Regions from separate parts of the Mus musculus genome. Here all the other regions are linked to region 2. The links are chromatin loops, found by intact Hi-C in ENCODE. Cell type or tissue: heart. All regions are shown on one strand.

The links. Peaks named below come from ENCODE experiments on the same cell type or tissue, not always from the same donor. Only the 100,000 strongest peaks of a DNase experiment are listed, where the experiment ranks them.
Region 1: it touches region 2 in a loop (2.2-fold over the local background); 13 of 42 quality-filtered maps call a loop at or near these places.
Region 3: it touches region 2 in a loop (2.8-fold over the local background); 6 of 42 quality-filtered maps call a loop at or near these places.

What each region holds. Positions count from the first base shown.
Region 1 is chr3:103,886,651-103,889,150 of GRCm38, reverse strand. It overlaps Ptpn22 (protein tyrosine phosphatase, non-receptor type 22 (lymphoid)), which reads right to left. Exons shown (of 21, transcript NM_008979.2): 14 at 556-639; 15 at 295-416. Among named protein-coding and RNA genes, the nearest start is that of Rsbn1, 26 kb to the left of the region's middle. In heart, a CTCF peak has its summit at 1,377 (motif pointing right); no DNase peak of the experiment used is centred here.
Region 2 is chr3:103,808,262-103,810,761 of GRCm38, reverse strand. It overlaps Dclre1b (DNA cross-link repair 1B), which reads left to right and starts at 1,375. Exons shown (of 4, transcript NM_133865.2): 1 at 1,375-1,862. The coding sequence starts at 1,674. Ap4b1 (adaptor-related protein complex AP-4, beta 1) reads right to left here and starts at 1,245. Exons shown (of 10, transcript NM_026193.2): 1 at 705-1,245. The coding sequence starts at 817. It overlaps Gm15471 (predicted gene 15471), which reads right to left. Exons shown (of 5, transcript NR_040412.1): 5 at 2,322-2,500. In heart, no CTCF peak of the experiment used is centred here; a DNase peak (open chromatin) is centred at 1,271; H3K4me3 peaks cover 2,500 bases; H3K27ac peaks cover 2,149 bases.
Region 3 is chr3:103,751,792-103,754,291 of GRCm38, reverse strand. It overlaps Hipk1 (homeodomain interacting protein kinase 1), which reads left to right. Exons shown (of 16, transcript NM_010432.2): 9 at 1-91; 10 at 778-912. Among named protein-coding and RNA genes, the nearest start is that of Olfml3, 15 kb to the right of the region's middle. In heart, a CTCF peak has its summit at 1,084 (motif pointing left); no DNase peak of the experiment used is centred here.

The sequences.
Region 1 (2,500 bases), 78 kb before region 2:
CCAAATGAAGAGAAGGGTCTGGAGAGATAGCGCAGCAGTTAGAGCACTTGTTGCTCTGGCAGGAGACCTGGGTTCCGTTCCCAGCACTCACATGGTGGCTCACAACCATCCCCAAATCCAGTTCCAGAGGATCCCATGCCCTCTTTTGACTTCTGCAGGCACAGATACACATGTATACATACAAGCAAAACATTCTAACACCTAAAATAAAATAAATATGTCTAAACAATTAAGTGTGTAGAATAAAACTACAGTCAGTTGAATACAAATGAGTTGAGTCAGAAAAGGACAAACCTTGCTTGGTGTAAACCCTACAGAGTCATGGCTCTTCATTTCAGATGTCCCACTGCATTCTGGTGATGCTCCAAATGTTACCACCAGAGGTAAGGATTCGGTAACACGTGGTGAGGGCTCTCCTGCGAGAAAGCAGGTATGGCCAGTTCTTAGGAAGGAGGTTATATTTAAAGGAGGCAGATGGATGCGCAGCAGCAGCACATAGAACACTGAAGGGACCTGAGAAGGGACACACACTTCATACTTACTGACTGTACTCACCGGCTTCCTCAACCACAATAAAAGACTCGGGTGTCCGTTCAGGGAGTGGCGGGGGGATTTCATCATCTGTCCTCCGAGAAGGAGCTAACCAAGTAATAGAAATGTAATCGCAATGTTTTATAAGAATAAAGAAGATTCTTGCATTCTAATCTCATCCTAAGTATAAATTTAACAGATTTGCATTTGCTTACTCTAGGCAAAAGAATAAATTAGTCTGTAGGTAAATTTTTTTATTCTTTGAAATTCTTTGCTGGATGTAAAGATTTAAGTGTGCCCCCACATTCTGATGGAGTTGCTATTAGGGCGGTTTGGATTATCTTCTACATAACTCTTTCCTTTTGTTTTCCATTGAATTCACAATAGGACATTTTCATCAGCTAAACATTTATTTATGCAGGAGATATTTTTAAAAATCTTTTTTTTTTTTTTTTTTTTTTTTTTTGCTGGATAGTGCTGGCACATGCCTTTAATTCCAGCACTTGAGAAGCAAAGGCAGGTGGATTGGTTCTTTGAGTTTGAGGCCAGCCAGGTCTACAGAGTGAGTTCCAGAACAGTAAGGGCTACACAGAGAAACCCTGTCTTAAAAAAAAAAAAACAAAAACAAAAACAAAACTAAAAACAAAAGCAAAAGCAAAATATTCTTTCTTCAGTCCACCCAGAACCCAAAATATGAATGTTTGTTACAGAAACAGATATAGTTTATCAAGAAAGAGGGAGAAGCTTCTGGGATTGGAAGTGAACTAGAGCGCTAGGACAGGGTTTTCTGTCTAAGGATACTCAAAATGTGTGAACATTTTACATGCCATTATAAGAAACGGCCACCAGATGGCAGACATGTCAATTTTGCTACATTATGAAAATAACTTTGTTGTTATTTTTGATGCTCTAAGAAATTTAAAGTATTATGGCTATTTATAAAAAGAAAACATCAGATGGTGAAATGACTCAGTGGGTAAAGCCTGAAAACCTGAGTTCTGAAAACCCAGAATCACATGGTAGAACGAGAAACACCTCTCTCTCTCTCTCTCTCTCTCTCTCTCTGTACAAGTCACCTCTGACCTACACACACACACACACACACACACACACACACACACACACACACACCATATACACAGAGAGAAGGAAAGAGAGAAACTAATGCCAGCAGCTGGGAATCTGAAGCAGGACTGCTGTGAGTTGTAGATCAGCCTGACATCTATGAAATCCAGGCCAGCATGGGTAGTAAGACCTTATCTAAATCAAGAAAAGAGAGAAGAAAGAGACGTGTGCTGGGGCTCTAGCTCAGTTACAGAGCTCTTTCCTAGCTGGCTGGATTCAAGCCCTGTGACGTCAAAAAAAAAAAAAAAAAAAAAAAAAGGACAAAAGAAATGACATTTAATAATATAGAACAACAGTTTTCTATTTTTTCTAAGTAAATGCTCTCCACAGATTACCTCAAGATATGCCTAAGAGAATTAAACATGATCTTTGCTTCCTTCATCTTCAACATCAAACTATTAGGGCTGCAGATTCAACTTAAACACCTACCTGACATGCGTGAGGTACTAGGTTCAATCCACTTTACTAAAAAGAAAAGGCAAAGAAACACCCCATAATAACCTCTAATAGTAGGCTCACTATTACTTTCTGACTACTTAGTTAAAACAGTATATTTGCTATATAAAAAAAATTCTAGAATTTTAAGAGATAAATATAAATGTGTTAAAAGATTTTTTAAAAAAATGTCACACGATACTAAACATATTCTCATCGACTTAGACACTGCAAAAGCGCAGGAAATCAGGCCCTATCCTTTCCACTCCTACAGGAAAAGAATTCAATGCTTAGCAATGCATTCAACTCATTACAGATGCATAAGGGTATAACAAATATTACTGGGAGATCGTGCAGTGCTGTTGATCAGTTTGCCCTCTGTACTTGGGAAGCTGCTTCTGCATGCTAA
Region 2 (2,500 bases):
CCCTAGATCACGATTTTTTAAAAAAGGACCCCATGGGACTTTTGTGTCCTACCTACAGTTTTGAGCTACAACTATAGATTAGTTACACGTTCAAACATATATAATAGAAAAAATCCTAACCAAAGTGAGGAGACAAGGCTACTTATTAATAAACTACCACAACAGGCTTTGGTAATTACAGCCTGAGCCAACAACAGTACAACTTTAAGAACAAGAATTGATATTTTGAATTTTTCATACCACCTGACAGTAGACAATGTTTTCAAGGTTGACTAGCAAGCTTGGTAGGGTGCCTGGTGACATTCATAACACAAATACAAGCAGAATAGTAGGTTTAAAGAGGAGAAGAATGATAGTATTATTTTGGTCATATCTTTGATGAACTATCCAAGTCGAAATGTAAAGCAAGCAGAAAGATATACAGGTCTGAATCTAGAAAAAAGGGAGAACTGTTCTACGTTAAGTCATTGAACCAGGAGTCAGCCGCAATTGCTAAAGCCTGTGGTATGAAGGAGACCTCTCAACTGGGCATGGTGTTCCACACGGAAGACTGAGATGACAACCCAGAAATGCAGCCTCAAGGCCAAAAGATAAAACTGCCCTTCTTTAACTTTTTCAGAGTGATCGCAGAGCTCTGAAGAGGATTAAAAGTGGGGCCGGGGGGGGGGGGGGGGAGTTAGAATTCTATGGTAGGTTGGTGATACCTAATAACTCGCTGGATGACATTCCGGTAGCGCAGCCTATCAGCCTGAATATGAGGGTTACACAGAGCCTTCTTCAGTTCCTTCACCACGTCCTCAGAGCCAAGGTATGGCATCGTCGCCAACACTCACGGGACAGTTTCCACAGACCCGTAGGGAACTCGTGGGCTCCTCCTAATTTCGATGTGGGAGCCTGAATAAAGGAGATGTAGTCAGTGAAAACACTAACGGCGAGATGTCACTTTGCTGTGCCTGCCCCCCAGGGCGGAACACATTCTTGGGTCCTCGGGCGAGCCCCGACCCTTCAGGAGCCGCCCGGAGACCCACAGGCCGTTGGCTCTGCCCAGCAGATCTCAACTCTCTCTAGGCCCAGTTACGAATTCTACACTAGCAAAAGGCCAAAGACCTAGCACAGCCTCCTCCCTGGGAATCTAGTCCCAGTGGCCGAGGACACCCCAGACAGCTTCCTGCGGAAATCCCGCCCCGTCGCCCTGAGACACAAGGAGCAGCTTTCCGGGTCGCGCCGAGCGCCGAGCGCAGGTCCGGGGGGGGGGGGGGGGGGGCACCGACCTCCGGACGCCCTTCCCCCACCCATTCTCCCCCTCGGCGCAGGCGCGCAGCTCACTGTGTGAGCGCCGCGGCCGGCGATCGGAAATCAACTACTAGGGTCTGTCTCCCCGCCGCCGCGCGAGCTTTGACAATGTGGGGACTGGGCCCGAGCTCCAGCGCGCGGTTGTGAGTGATGCTCTCCCGACTTCTTCCGCGTTGGGCGCTTTCATCCTGATCGTCCCGAGCGCGGCCACCTTCTTTTTTCTCACTCTGTCTACTAATTCCGTTTCTGGGATGGTTTTCCTTTAGGGCTTCTGGACTTGTTCCAGAGTCCACTTGTCATTGGGACGCTGTCGTGGAAACCTCACTCAGGAGTGCGGTTCCCGCGAAGACCCCACTGGGTGACACCTCAACTCTGCCACCATGAACGGGGTCGTAATCCCCCAAACGCCCATTGCTGTGGACTTTTGGAGCCTGCGCCGTGCCGGTTCGGCGCGGCTCTTCTTCTTAACCCACATGCACTGTGACCACACGGTGGGTTTGTCTAGCACTTGGGCCCGGCCCCTCTACTGCTCTCCCATCACTGCTTGCCTCTTGCATCGTCGCCTGCAGGTATTGGGGCTGGGATTTGATCGCTGAGACCTAGTCCAGGAATCTGGGTGGGGACTTCTGATCTGTCACAGTTTGGGGGATTACCGAGTGGGAGACATAAGGACTGAATTTTTACAAATGTGGGAATTGATCCCGGAATGAGACTGGCTTCTAGTTAACTACCTGGAGGTTTTTAGTCAAGGAAATGATTCCTATCTTTTCAAAAACCAGTGCTTTCCTAATTTGCATTTAAGAATCTACCAGACTGTTCAGTGATAGAACACTTGTTTAGTGTGTGCAAGAACCCTAAGTTAGATCCCCAACACTCATTGCCCGCCCCCAATAATTCATCTAATGTGCTAGATAAAAACACATATTGTCTAACATCTCCTCATCTTGTCTGTGTCAGTAGAAGTGGCTGGTGTGAGACTGGAACTTTTTTTGACAGTTGTTTCCCACCCATGGCTGGGATTATCATGATAGGAGAAAGTGTGAGAATCTTTATTTAGACTGTTTTCAGATTCTGAGTTTAAATCTGTACAAAGGGTGGGAGACAGAAGAGGAAGGAGAGATTTCTTGGGAATCCTTATAACAGCTTACATGAGAGTGGTTCAGAACTCGGTCAGCTTTCCTTGATGAAAGAGAAGTCTATGGTTACT
Region 3 (2,500 bases), 56 kb after region 2:
ATTCCCTGTGAGGATGGATAATGCTGTGCCAATTGTACCCCAGGCGCCTGCTGCTCAGCCGCTGCAGATCCAGTCAGGAGTACTCACACAGGTAAAAGCCGGAGCAGCACTATTGAGAAACAAATATTTTGTCCTGAAAAAAAAAAAAAAAGTGGTATTTGCTTTGACTATAAGATCTTTCTTGCTCATGATTCAGACGTCTTAAAATGAAATATCTCTAAGAAAGCAGAATATTTATTCCTGTCCTTTACAACTCTCCCATTGTCTCTTTAGACTTGTAGAGATGGCGCTCTGTACATTGAGAAATGTCATGAGAGTACAGAGTTTTCCAGATGATCGAGAAACTGAGGTCATAGACAAAATCATGAAGGATGTGTATAGTATACAACATTACACTTTGAATTCCATGTGTAAATGTTTGTGCTCCACAACAAACCAGAAATTCTGAAATCCAAAAACTTATTTTGTGAGTAGAAGGAAGATTTCTTCATAAGTGAAATGCCTGTGTTCTATAGGATGTTCTGAATCTGGTTCAAGACCTAGACCTATAGCTTATACCTAAGATTCCTATATCTCTTTTTACCTGATATCATTGACTTTTGGCGTAGTGGGCTAAAGCCACTCACGGCTGAAAAGGAAAGGTTGTGTTTGGCATGTGCGTTTAGGTGGTAGGAAATTAGCTCATTGTCAGTTATAACTTGGGGGGATGCAAACCCGTCTGAACCCAGATAACCTGCCTCGGTGTTCATTCACTCACCTGCCTGATCTACATTTCAGGGAAGCTGTACACCACTAATGGTAGCAACTCTCCACCCTCAAGTAGCCACCATCACGCCGCAGTATGCGGTGCCCTTTACCCTGAGCTGCGCAGCAGGCCGGCCGGCGCTGGTTGAACAGACTGCTGCTGTACTGGTAATTCCCTCACTTGATTGTGTTACTAACGGAGTTTCTTTGGTTTCTTTCTTTTTTTATTTTTTCCTGTTTGTTTTTGTTCTGTTCTTCTGGTTTTCTCATTCAAAAAACAAAACCAAAAAACCTAGCTTAGTCTTTGCAGAGGGCATGGAAGCATGTGCCATCTTGTGGCTGTGTCCTTGCTACATCTTTAATGTCTCATTGTTTCCTCCCCAACATTTGCTGAAGCACTGTTTGACTCTGAGGATCTGTGAGGTTCTTCTTTGCAAGCCTGGTGTGGTTAAAGCTCTCTGTGTAGCCGCAGGCAAGCTTCAGCACTCCACCTGTTTTCTACCCTCTCTTACCCTGGTCTTATGAGATGGGAGCAAATGAACAGCCTTCCATGTGGCCCTGCCACAGGAATCCAGATGCCAAAACTTGAACTCCCTGTCAAGCTAGCTGCTCCTTTTTGTTATTGTAATCTCCTAATACTTTCGTGTGTATGGAAATGTTTAAAATGGCCTTAACGTATGGCTTTCTCATCCCGTGAACTTCCTTCTGTGACTGTCTGAAGATAGTGCTTTTGCCATTCATGATCAGTGGCACCTTTCATCTTCCATGTAAGGGTGTTCCCATTAAATACACTTAGAGCATTCTGCTCATCAGAAATTAAAAGTGGACCTATTTGTAGGGATTGTTCTGACAAATTATGTTACAAATAAATTGCAGTACAAAGATGGAAATATGGCTGACAAACTTGCAAGCACAGTATCTTTGTTTAGAAGTCCCAAGGAGAGAGTCAGCTCAGATAGCTGAGTGGTGGGTGTGTCCAGCTCAGAGATGGAAACAAGACAGCTGGCTTTGCAGTGTATTCTAGGATTTGTAACCTCCAGAGTGATTTAGGCTGTGTTTTGTTTTGGTTTATTTTGGTGAATTAGAATTATCTCAAATCCAGCATTTCATTATTTGACATTTAAAATTAGGTAAGCCCCTGCAAACCTAAATGATACTTTTGAATCTCCTGGTATTTATCTTTCGCAGTGGATTTAAATTTCTGTTACCTCTCAAGTGTTCATGAATGGAAACGCTTTCTGAAACATACTTGCATGGAGCTTGTTTGGTTTGCAGTTGTGTCACCTGTGGGTTGTTTCTCATAAGCATCAAACCTGAGTGCCAGGGAGTCAGACACAATTCCAGCCCACCTTTTAATTTGCTCACTTATAATAGTTTTGAGATTGGAAATGTCAGTTGACCTTTCACCTTTGCTGCTCTTCTTAAGTTTGCTCTAGCCATTTGTTAAGCTTTGCATATTTTTGTTCTTCCTCTGTCAAAACAGTTCGTCGCTTGGAACGCCAGATTTCTGCCTCCCATTGGAATGTTATTTCTTGCTCTGTATTAAACTACACGCTTTGTCTTGCGCAGGTGTTGGCTTATGGAAAGACGCATGGTGTGACTTAACATCTCTTATTTTCTGTTCTGTTCTGTTTTGTTTTAAATTCTGCCTATGGTAGCAGACGTGTTTGCAGTTTCTCTGCTCAGAAGGCTTCTTGTTTGGAACCAGTATTTGTAACAAGTGGATCTGTTACTTGCAGAAATATTTTTGAAACTG